2 separate regions of the Homo sapiens genome follow, and region 1 is linked to region 2. A link is an interaction called in ENCODE POLR2A ChIA-PET data of the cell type or tissue named here. Cell type or tissue: HepG2. All regions are shown on one strand. Links, peaks and the distances in the headings refer to the core of each region. The heading gives the core; the rest is flanking DNA. Region 1 overlaps MAGI3 (membrane associated guanylate kinase, WW and PDZ domain containing 3). Region 2 overlaps LRIG2 (leucine rich repeats and immunoglobulin like domains 2).

Region 1 (6,228 bases), core at 3,447-5,946, 320 kb after region 2:
TTATAAGGATGTATATATTAGCATTCATGTTTTCTTATAAAGAACTTTATATATTTTTATTCTCTATGAGTCAGATATTATCATCTTCCTTTACACATGAGAAAATTGAGTTAGAGAGATTAACACGTGAAAGTTCACACAGACTCACAGGAAGAATTATGAACTGACACAGCGTTGAGTCTTTCTTTACTTTCTGGATAGAATATTAGTTCATTATATCCAAAAAACCTGTCTTCCTTTTTCTAGTAAAAGGAAAAAGCACAATTCTGAATTGTTTGCGTGGGTGTTAAATGCAGTAAAACACTGGGCAAGTACTTACAATAAAGGCTTCACTGCTTGGTTCTGTTTCAAAACAGAGTTTGTGGCCGTGCAGTTTAATCTGTACAGCTAAGCTGCATGATAAAGTAGTTATTTCCAAGAATTGCTAATCAAGCAGAAAGTTAGTATTCTTGCTACATTTGTAAGAGAATATTTTCAGCAGAATATTTTTATTGCGGAAAATATTCTCTATAATATGTAAAAGCCCAGATAAATATATTAGATACATATTTTAGGATAAATATACTTGGGAAAATTGCATATTAGAAATAATATTTTGTTCTTGTGTTTCCTTTCTACTTCCTCTGTAATTCACTCACCAGGAAGGTGTTAGCACATTTACTGAGAGCCTAGAAAATGTTCTGGTGAATGTAGAAAGGAACGTACTTTAGAATTAGGGATCTTTTATAAGTATGCAGACCCTTCTCACAAAAGTACACTTTGCTTGAATAAAATTTAGCTAAGCTAGGTAAAAGAATAACTCATTGCATTTAAGTAGACCTTTCTCCTTCTAGACTTCGAGTATTGCACACCTAAGATGGATCCTTTGAAGAGGCAGGTAAAGCAGGTTGTGGATTGTTGGAACCTCTTATTCTTTAAGTGTTTACGCTGTTATGTTTTCTCTCTGGGCTAAAGTCAGTCACTTGAGTGGAAGGAAACACAGCAATCCAATCTTAGTATATGGATAAACAATTCGAGGCTTAGCAATGGCAGAAGTCATAGCATAAGCATGGTAGAGCAGAGACTAGAACTCAGATTGTTTAGTTCCTTTCATTGTTCTAGTTTCTGGCATAAGAATTTGTGTAGAAAATTGGCGAAAAAAGGACCTGTTAAACATATTCTGTTTCTTTATGAAATCTGCATTCTCTTGGAACTAAGTGTAATGTGCTAGACTCAGTTTGTTAGGCCATCAGTGTGCATGAATGTGGTTAGAGGCAGTGGTATCCCCGAACCTGCAGCACAGGAAAGAATTTTAATCATTATATGCCATGGATTTTCAGGGCATTTTAAGCCTTTATAATGGTGTAACTTATGATTAAGATTTACACAGTCAAAATTGTTAGCTGGTATAATAGCTGAATAGTTAAGTATTTATTTTGGTTAGTTACTTTAGCTTTAGCTTTGAAAAATCATTTTTCCTATCGGAGATTCTTCACAATGCTTTCAGTAAAATGTTTCTGAATAGTTCCTGCTATATGGTAGACTGCTAACACTGTTTCTTGCTCTCTCTGTGGGGCTGATGCTACAAGTCTGATTTAGAGTCAGCTGTGCTTTTATTTTTTTCCTTGAGTGACTAGGGGATGCATTGGGGGAAGATAAATTTTAGGGCAAGAGGACACTCAGGGTTGTGGGAGATGAACTGTCAAGGATACCTTTGGCTCACTGTCCTCAAGCTTGTTCGGCTGCAGTGATGGCATAACTGAGAAGAGGGATTGTGCTCTTGCTGGGTGCGGGACAAGAAGATGTCTCAGGCCACGTAAAGCTGGCCACAGCAGAGGACAAGGTATTCCCTGTGAGGCAAAACTGAAGAAAGGGGATTGAGGTGGCAGTTCTGGGGAAACTATGTTTGTTAGGTAGACTAATGGGAATGATGGAGTCTTGCTTGGGCTCTTTGTAGGTCAGTGGAAGAACAGCATGAATGTGGACATGAAAAAATCTTTCTGCAATCCATTTACCACATACTCCTTTGCAATATCAGTCAGGGTTCAGTGCAGGAAACAGAAGGGGATATAATGCAGGGAATTAATTGCTTAGGGAATCTTTTGAAAGGGCTGGAGGGCTGGGCTCTAGACTGAGCCTCTGAGAATGATTTCCAGGACACCTTGAAACAGTCCACAGTGGGAGCTGCCACCTCTGCTTGAGTCAGGAAAGTGGCAATCAGGAGGTTGCTACTGAAACAGTGGCAAGAAAATGCTACTGTAGCTGTGATCCAGGTGATCAGGGCAGCCACTGCTGTTAACATTGTAACTGCTGGAAGTCTGGAATGTAGGATCTGGCCATTGCTGTGACAGCTTCTCCTTGATGCTCGTGAACTGGTGACTAGATGCTGTTATGATGAATCTGGTCCCTGCTGCCTTTGCCATTGTCTCTAAAATAATTAGAAAATGATTAATTATGTTTTTAATATAATTTAATTGTAATTTTATGCAACTAAATTCTTAATAGTGGCTGTGTTTGACAACTGATTTGTGAAATTCATAAAAATTTAATAATTGGCCTTGCAAGAGAGTACAGCCAACTCCATTGCATCACTGTAAAACCTCCTAGCTGACGGTTCTACTCCTTAATTGAAAATTCTCTCTTTTTTGTTTTAGTTCAAAGCTGGAGACTGGATACTGACATGTTCATGACCTTGTGTACAAGCTGAAAGCTGCTGAAAGCTACAGGCCAATGGGGCTCTGCTTTACTTCTGCCTTCCATATCTTGTGTCCTGCATCTTAATGGTGGAATCAGATTTGCATCCAGAATACTAGCTATAAAGGAGTCTGGAAAAGACAGTTTTTAGTTTTCCAACTTCTGCGTTTCAGGAAGGCATACTACAAGGAGGAAGTCGCTGAGTGATAGCTGATCCTTTCCCAGGCACTCATCTTCTTAAACATAGTATATTAATTACAATTTAGCCCATTCTTGATGGCTCATTGTCATTTCTGTGAGCTTCTCTTTTCATAATGGCCTGTAGTTGGAATAATCATAGGGCCAAGGGATTTTAACATCTGTAGTAACTTTTTGTCCTAGGTTAGCTTGTATCTCTCCCACCTCCCATAACTGCTGCTGAGACATCTATGTTTGATATCATTTGACGTCAACCTCCCCTGCAAGCCACAGGCAGGGAGAGCACCTCACCCAAAGCAACCAGTTTATTGGCTGGTCAGCAACCTGTGATTTCTGTAGCTTAAAAAGATGAGTGGGGCTTATTGTCTTTTGAACTAAGACAAAAAGGAAAGAATTTCCAATTAAGGGTGGGAGCTTCAGCTGAGAGGTTTTGAAGTGAGTTGGCTGTATTCTTTTGCAAGACCAATTGTTAAATTTTCAAGAATTTTGTGAGTTGTCAAACAGCCATTTTTAAGAATTAAGTTGCATAATAATTTAATAAAAACAAAGATAAATACTCAAAACAAATTATTTCCTAATTATTTGCCCACATTTTACAATTATCTATGCTTTTGAATTTCTTTATATCTACTATATCTGTATGGTAGAAACACTATATAGTGGTTTGCTACTGTGCATATCTTCCCAGCTCCCTTTTCACTGTTATCACAGTTGACTATGGTGGTAGTTGTTGGCATTTCCTGAACATATCACACTGATTGTGGGGGCGGGGAGGGAGAATCAAAGTTGGAGAGGTCATGAGAAACCATGTACAAACTAAAATTATGGGAGAAGAAACTATGAGTGAAACGATGAGAAAAACCTAATGCATGATGTAGAACTGAGTGGTGTTAATAGCAGAGCACTGGAGGGAAGGGCCACAAAACTCTTCACCCCAAGGTCTAGAATCATTCTAGAATCATCCTACAAGCCTAGTTTTCATGAGATTCAGCCCTATTTTATTTCTTGCTCTTGGAATTATATGAAATTACGAATTTCTGTGTGTTGCCAGCTGTAATAGAATACCCTGGAATTTTATTTACTTTTAATTTTGTTTATTTATTTATGCTTATGTGCCATCTTCTCATGAAAAAGAGGCAGTATGTTAAAAGTTTGAGTTCAGATTTTCTGATGTAGATAAATAAGCTAAAGAAGGCAGGGTGAAGTGTGATATATGAGAATTTCCAGAGCAGGGTATTCGTAACTTGTAAGTATTTAGTCCAAGTTCCCTCTCCCAACACATTTTACACTAGAATAAGATTGAAAGGCCAGATGTGGTGGCTCACGCCTGAAATCACTTTGGGAGGCCAAGGCAAGTGGATTGCTTGAGCCCAGGAGTTCAAGACCAGCCTGGGCTACATGGCGGAACCCCATCTCTACAAAAAAATACAATAAAAGGTAACTGGGCATGGTGGTGTGTGCCTGTATTCCCAGCTACTTGGGAGGCTAAAGTGGGAGGATCACTTGAACCCAGGCAGGTCGAGGCTGCAGTGAGCCATGCTTGTACCTGCATACTGCCTGGGCAACAGAGTGAAACTGTCTCAAAAAAAAAAAAAAAAAAAAAAAAAAAAGACTGAAGGCTGTCTTGAGGAATGCCACTTATAAATACATTTTTAAAAATTCAGTAATATTTTTCATGTATAAACATTGTGGAGACTATTGTAGTTGCTTGTACAATACTGGGGCATTGGTGATATCTGTCTCTTTACTATTGTAGCTCCTGCCTACGCCTTTAGTAACTGCTAAGGTGCAGACTGTAGATCTGGACTGTCTGTGTCTGTGGCTCACAACCTCAACTTCTCTGCTGCCTTTGATTTGCTCCCTCTGCAGTTTTGTTTTCTCTGTACTCCGATTGCTTCTCCCATGCTTCTCTGCTTTCCAAAGAAAAAACTGACCTTGTATAGATCCTGTCAGCTGATTGCAGTGCTCTTAACTTCTCCATTGTGAGTTGTTCAGTCTGAGGAGTTAGGTATAAACCCAGAGTGGTATTCTCTTTTCTGTTGTGTTTGGTTTTGCTTACATATTCAGGAGCTGCTCTTTACCCCCAGAACATCCGTATATATGTTTTTTTCTGTTTCTAGATTTAAAAATATTCCAGAAGCCTGGCCTCAAGATAGATAATATTTTACTTTTAATTTGGTGCCCTTGTTTTAGAGATTTGAACTGGATTGCATTTAGTAAACCAAACCCCATCTTTAAAAAAATCATCTTAAAAAAAAATAGTGGGCCGGACATGATGGCTCACATCTGTAAATCCCAGCACTTTGGGAGACTGAGGTGGGAGGACTGCTTGAGCCCAGGAGTTTGAGACCAGCCTGGGCAACACAGTGAGACCTTTTGTCTACAGAAAAAAAAAAAAAAAAAAAATTAGCCGGGTGTGGTGGCACGTGCCTGTAGTTCCAGCTACTCAGGAGGCTAAGATAAGAGGATCACATGAGCCCAGGAGTTGGAGGCTGCAGTAAATTATGATCGTGCTACTGTACTCCAGCCTGGATGACAGAGCAAGACCCTATCTCTAAGAAAAAAAAAAAAGGAAAAAAAAACTGGTTCAAATTGGATTTTTCTATTCTTTCATAAGATGATAAATGAAAAAAAAAAGAAAATAGATTTTTGAAAAGCAAATAATCTCTTGGAATTTCTTATTAAAGTATAAAAAATTATCTAATTGAGGCATGTTAATCCAATATTAAAGTATTAAAGGCTGAGTGTGGTGGCACAGGCTTATAGTCCCAGCTACTCATGAGATTTGAGACCAGGTGAACTGCCTGAGTTCAAGACCAGCCTGAGCAACATAGTGAGACCCTGTCTCTAAAAACAGGTAAATAAAAAAAAAAATTTCCTCTGATTACAGGAGATAGGTAGAAAAAATGTGTTACAGTGCAGATGAGAATTTCCTTAGCACTTTTAATGTGAAGTTTATTTAGATTGGGTGGCCAGGGAAAGCATCCCTGAGGAGGGGACATGTCCATTGTGAGTTGAATGACTGGGAGGCAGGCATCTGCCCTCTGAAAATTTTTTACTCAGAGAGAATTGTAAAACACAAATATGAGAACCTGGTTCGATATAGGAATAGAAAGGCTGATATGGCTGGCACCAACTAAATGAGGGGTGAAAGTGAGAGGGATCAGATTGAAGAAGTAGACGGGGACCAGTGGGGGTCTGTTAGCCACAGTAAGGGGTTTGGATTTTATTTATTCTTAATGCCACTGGAAAGTATAAAGTTGGAGAATGATTGGTATGTATGTCAAAAAGTCATTGTTTGTGATGTGGAAGGAGGGCAAGAGTGGAAGAAGGGAAACCCTTTAGTTTGGATGAAAA
Region 2 (6,342 bases), core at 1,936-4,435:
ACATTTTCTTAATCCAGTCTATCATTGATGGACATTTGGGTTGGTTCAAAGTCTTTGCTATTGTGAATAGTGCCACAGTAAACATATGTGTGCATGTGTCTTTATGTTTTCACTATTAACATGTGGATTTAGTCTTTTTTTTTTTTCAGATGGAGTCTTGCTGTGTTGCCCAGGCTGGAGTGTAGTGGTGGGATCTTGGTTCACTGCAACCCCCGCCTCCTGGGTTTGAGCGATTCTCCTGCCTTAGTCTCCCAAGTAGCTGGGATTACCGGTGCCCACCACCACGCCAGGCTAATTTTTGTATTTTTAGTAGAGACGGGGTTTCACCATGTTGGCCAGGCTGGTCTTGAACTCCTGACCTCAGGTGATCCACCCACCTCGGCCTCCCATGGATTTAGTCTTGATCCCTTAAAAGAGTATGAGCTCACTAGCAGTGACTTGTGTGATGTCAAGCAAAAACTTCATAGCTTTACCTGTATTTCATATTTCCTTCCTAAAGGGGCAGATCATTTGCAGTTCCTTTCTACATTTTTTTTTTTTTTTTGAGACGGAATAGTTTCATTCTTGTTGCTTAGGCTGGAGTGCAATGGTCCAGTCTCAGCTCACTGCAACCTCCACTTCCCAGGTTCAAACGCTTCTCCTGCCTCAGCCTCCCGAGTAGCTGGGATTACAGGCATGCACCACCACGCCCAGCTAATTTTGTATTTTTAGTAGAGATGGGGTTTCTTCATGTTGGTCAGGCTGGTCTCAAACTCCCAACCTCAGGTGATCTGCCCACCTCGGCCTCCCAAAGTGTTGGGATTACAGTTGTGAGCCACCACAACCGGCCAGAGGAGGCAATATTTTTTGAGATAACTTTGTAACTTGCGGTTGGATAATCTAGCTGAAATGTGAAAGTAATCTACTTTAATAGCTTTAAACCACAAGTTGGTAAATTGAAAATGAGCCCTGTGACCTGGTGCGGTGGCTCACGCCTGTAATCCCAGCACTTTCGGAAGCTGAGGCCGGCTGATCACTGGAGCCTAGGAGTTCAAGATTAGGCTGGGCAACGTGGCAAAACCCACTGTCTGTCAAAAAAAGTGCAACAGTTAGCCAGGTATGCTGGTACACACCTCTAGTCCCAGTTACTTGGGGGGCTGAGGTAGGAGGATTGCTTGAGCCTGGGAGGCAGAGGTTGTAATGAGCCGAAATCATGCCGCTGTACTCCAGCCTGGGAGACAGAGCAAGATCCTATTTAAAAAAAAAAAAAAAAAGAAGAGAAAGAAAATGAGCCCCTTTAAAAAAGGTACAGATGGCCGGGCACAGTGCTCACACCTGTAATCCCAGCACTTTGGGAGGCAGAGGCGGGTACATCACGAGGTCAGGAGTTTGAGATCAGCCTGGCTAAGATGGTGAAACCCCATCTCTACTAAAAATACAAAAATTAGCCAGCCGTGGTGGCGGGCGCCTGTAATCCCAGTTACTCTGGAGGCTGAGGCAGGAGAATCGCTTGAGCCCGGGAGGCAGAGGTTGTAGTGAGCTGAGACCACTGCACTCTAGCAACAGAGCAAGACTCCATCTCAAAAAAAAAAAAGAAAAAAAGAAAAGAAAAAAGAAAGGTTATACCTTTGGAGGGAAATCAGGAGAAATCTTTTTTTTTTTTTTTTTTTGAGGCGGAGTCTTGCTCTGTTGCCCAGGCTAGAGTGGAGTGGCACAATCTCGGCTCACTGCCACCCGAGTTCAAGCGATTCTGCTTCAGCCTCCCAAGTAGCTGGGATTACAGGCGCCCACCACCATGCCTAGCTAATTTTTGTATTTTTAGTCAAGACGGGGCTTCACCATGTTGGCCAGACTGATCTCAAACTCCTTACCTCGTGATCCGCCTGCCTCAGTCTCCCAAAGTGCTGGGAGCCACTGCGCCTGGCCCGAATTTTTTTTTTTTTTTTTTTTGAGACGGAATCTTGCTCTGTCGCCAGGCTGGAGTGCAGTGGCACAATCTCGGCTCACTGCAACCTCCGCCTCCCAGGTTCAAGCGATTCTCCTGCCTCAGCCTCCCAAGTAGCTGGGACTACAGGCACGTACCACCTCACCCAGCTAATTTTTGTATTTTTAGTAGAGACGGGGTTTCACCATGTTGGCCAGGCTGGTCTCCAACTCCTGACCTCGTGATTGGCCCACTTTGGCCTTCCAAAGTGCTGGGATTACAGGCGTGAGCCACTGCCCCCAGCCTATCAGGAGAAATTTTAAAACAAGTTAAAGCAACCCATTCTAATTTGCTTCTGGTCTTTTTTATTTATTTATTTTTTTGGAGACGGAGTCTCGCTCTGTTGCCCAGGCTGGAGTGCAGTGGCGCAATCTCGGCTCACTGCAAGCTCCGCCTTCCAGGTTCACGCCATTCTCCTGCCTCAGCCTCTGGAGTAGCTGGGACTACAGGCACCTACCACCACGCCCGGCTAATTTTTTGTATTTTCAGTAGGACGTGGTTTCACCGTGTTAGCCAGGATGGTCTTGGTCTCCTGACCTCATGATCCACCCGTCTCGGCCTCCCAAAGTGCTGGGATTACAGGCGTGAGCCACTGTGCCCGGCCTGCTTCTGGTCTTTTAACTATCTTACTATATGGTTTCTTTTCAAGGTACCTCATTATCCATAGTAAATGTTGTGAATGAATCAGGGCATTATCTTAGCTAATTATTTCAAAATCATCTTTTTAAACAAAGAAAAATTCTAAATATGGGAACACTAAAAGTTTTTTTTTTTTTTTTTTTTTTTTGAGACGGAATTTTGCTCTTGTTGCCCAGGCTGGAGTGCAATGGCACAATGTTGGCTCACTGCAACCTGTGCTTCCTGGGTTCAAGGGATTCTCCTGCCTCAGCCTCCTGAGTAGCTGGGATTACAGGCATGCACCACACGCCTGGCTAATTTTTGTATTTTTACTAGAGACGAGGTTTCACCATGTTGGCCAGGCTGGCCTCAAACTCCTGACCTCGTGATCTGCCTACCTTGGCCTCCCAAAGTGCTGGGATTCCACGCATGAGCCACCGCGCCTGGCCCAAAAAGTTATTACTAACTCTGGTTCCCATCTGACTCTGCATCTGGGATGTTTCGTCTAATTGCCTCAAAATTCGGAAAAACGTATCCACAAGTAATCTTTCATTTTTTCCCTTATCTTTGTTTTTATAGAGCCTTGCAGCATCCATTAGATAGTTACTAAATATTAATGAGTAAGTAGTTGCATGGAGTGTCATGATGGCTGACAGCTGTAGATGGAGGTGTTTTTAGTGGTCTGAAACTGTATACTGGTCACCCATTTCTATTTTTTTTTTTTTAGTTTTTTGAGACAGAGTCCTGCTCTGTCGCCCAAGTAGCTGGGACTACAGGCACGCGCCACCATACCCAGCTAATTTTTGTATTTTTAGTAGAGACGGGGTTTCACCATATTGGCCAGGATAGTCTCGATCTCTTGACCTCGTGATTGGCTGGAATGCAGTGGGGTGATTTCAGCTCAGTGCAGCCTCTGTCTCCTGGGTTCAAGCAATTCTCCTGCCTCAGCCTCCCGAGTAGCTGGGATTACAGGCACCCGCCACGAGGCCTGACTGATTTTTGTATTTTTAGTAGAGATGGGGTTTTACCATGTTGGCCAGGCTGGTCTCAAACTCCTGACCTCAGGTGATCCGCCCACCTCAGCCTCCCTAAGTGCTGGATTACAGGCATGAGCCACTGTGCTCGGCCTCCAGCCACCCATTTCTAAAGTTGAGATACTTCAAAAGTATTATGGATGTCTCTCACATAATCTCATGTAATAGAAAGATTATCTTTTTTAGACAGTAGCAGAAACAGCAGTTTTAGTTTGCAAAAGAAACACTTTAACTGGATATTAGTGGCCAAGTAAAAAAATTAAGTAAATAAAAGACGTAGTAAATCCCTAAACCAAATTGGGCATGAGGCGTGGGAAAAGCTGCTATGTTTCCAGAATCCAATATACTTTGCCCCTGGCTTGCATGATACTGTTACAATGAACTGTTTCACTTGCAACAGTCATTTCAAAGCATATACGATGCTTTCACTGTATTAAGGATTTTAACATATTTTGTCTTCTTTATCCTGGTATATCTGGGGAAGTGGTAAACAGCAAATGTGAGCCTTTAAAATCTAGTGATATCTTCAAGACATTTTTGTTAGTTTATAAGATATCTGAACAAGAAAATCTGCAACAAGAGAGCCTAAAGAAATCTGATCTAATACAGATCTGATACAGATCACCTGGGCTTGGTTGTTACACAATTATACCCTGGTGTATTAGTCTCTTGCACTGCTATATACAATTAAATCAGACTGGGTAATTTATAAAGAAAAGAAGTTTAACTGGCTCACAGTTCTGTAGGCTGTACAGGAAGTATGGCACTGGCATCAGCTTGGCTTCTGGTGAGGCCTCAGGGAGCTTTTACTCGTGGCCAAAGGCAAAGCGGGAGCAGGCAATTCACATGGCAAAAGCAGGAGTGAGAGAGAGAGTTGTGTAGGGGAGGTGTCACGCTATTATTTATTTATTTAGAGACAGGGTCTCTCTTATTTATTTATTTATTTGAGACGAAGTCTCTCTCTGTTGCCCAGGCTGGAGTGCAGTGGTGAGATCTCAGCTCACTGCAACCTCCACCTCCCAGTTTCAAGCAATTCTCCTGCCTCAGCCTCCTGAATAGCTGGGATTACAGGTGCTTGCCACCATGCCTGACTAATGATTTTATATTTTTAGTAGAGATGGGGTTTTGCCATGTTGGCCAGACTGGTCTCAAACTCCTGACCTCAGGTGATCCACCCACCTTGGCTTCCCAAAGTGATGGGATTACAGGCATGAGCCACCACGCCCAGGCTGGAGTTCAGTGTTGCAATCATGGCTCAGTGCAGCCTCAACCTCCCTGGGCTTTGAGGATCCTCCCACCTCAGCCTTCCAAGTAGCTAGGACTACAGATGTGTGCCACCATGCCTGGCTAATTTTGTGTAGATTTTATAGAGACAGGGTCTCGCCATGTTGCCCAGGCTGGTCTTGAACTCTGAATCTCAAGCAGTCTGCCTGCTTCAGCCTTCTAATTGCTGGCATTATAGATATGAGGCACCATGCTTGGCTACTGCACACTTTTTTTTTTTTTTTTTTTGATATGGAGTCTCCCAGGTCTGGAACTCCTGAACTCTAGTAATCTGCCCACCTCAGCCTCCCAAAGAGCTGGGATTACAGGCATGAGCCACCACACCTGGCTGCTCACTTTTTTTTTTTTTTTTTTGAGACGGAGTCTTGTTCTGTTGCCCAGGCTTGAGTGTAGTGGTGCCATCTTGGCTCACTGCAACCTCTGCCTCCTGGGTTTAAGCGATTCTCCTGCCTCAGCCTCCCGAGTAGCTGGGATTACAGGCACGTGCCACCACACCCGGCTAATTTTTGTATTTTTAGTAGGGACGGGGTTTCTCCATGTTGGCCAGGCTGGTCTCGAACTCCAGACCTCAGGTGATCCACCTGCCCTGGCTATCCAAAGTGCTGGGATTACAGACGTGAGCCACTGTGCCCGGCCAGCTGCACACTTTTAAGCCACCAGATCTCATGTGAACTCAGAACATCCTCTGCCCATCAGGCTTTGGGTTATTAGATGGATTTCTGGACTGGTAACGTTCTCAGCCCCACCTGTACCTTAGACTGTTGCTTGGAGAGCTTTTACAAAATACCATTGTTGAGAACACTTGGACACAGGGTGGGGAACATCACATGCCAGGGCCTGTTGTGGGGTGGGGGGAGGGGGGAGGGATGGCATTAGGAGATATACCTAATGTAAATGATGAGTTAATGGATGCAGCACACCAATGTGGCACATCTATACATATGTAACAAACCTGCACGTTGTGCACATGTACCCTAGAACTTAAAGTATAATAATAATAATAATAATAATAATAATAATAATAATAATAATATTGGCCTTATCCCAGTGATTCTCTGATTTGTTTGGTCTGGGGTGGGACTTAACTATCAATATTAATCTTCCCTAGTGAGGCTAATGTGCAGCCGTGATGGAGAACCACTGAACCATAAGCAATTTTTGCTTATTGAATGTTAGTTGAGGAAATCTGTGCTTTACTTAATTCTTTTTTTTTTTTTTTTTTCTGAGACAGAGTCTTGTTCTGTCACCCAGGCTAGAGTGCAGTGGCGCAATCTCGGCTCACTGCAACCTCTGCCTCCCGGGTTCACGCCATTCTCCTGCCTCAGCCTCCCGAGTAGCTGGGACTACAGGCACCCGCCACCATGCCCGGCTGATTTTTTATATTTTTAGTAGAGACGGGGTTTCACCGTGTTAGCCAAGATGGTCTCGATCTCCTGACCTTGT

Evidence for each region. Peaks named below come from ENCODE experiments on the same cell type or tissue, not always from the same donor. Only the 100,000 strongest peaks of a DNase experiment are listed, where the experiment ranks them.
Region 1: POLR2A ChIA-PET joins it to region 2 with 5 read pairs; 3 of 35 experiments call an interaction of 5 or more read pairs at or near these places.

The regions. Positions count from the first base shown.
Region 1 is chr1:113,401,022-113,407,249 of GRCh38, forward strand. The region is part of intron 1 of MAGI3 (membrane associated guanylate kinase, WW and PDZ domain containing 3); the gene reads left to right. Among named protein-coding and RNA genes, the nearest start is that of MAGI3, 14 kb to the left of the region's middle. In HepG2, for the core only: no CTCF peak of the experiment used is centred there; a DNase peak (open chromatin) is centred at 4,770.
Region 2 is chr1:113,078,111-113,084,452 of GRCh38, forward strand. The region is part of intron 1 of LRIG2 (leucine rich repeats and immunoglobulin like domains 2); the gene reads left to right. Among named protein-coding and RNA genes, the nearest start is that of LRIG2, 8.1 kb to the left of the region's middle. In HepG2, for the core only: no CTCF peak of the experiment used is centred there; no DNase peak of the experiment used is centred there.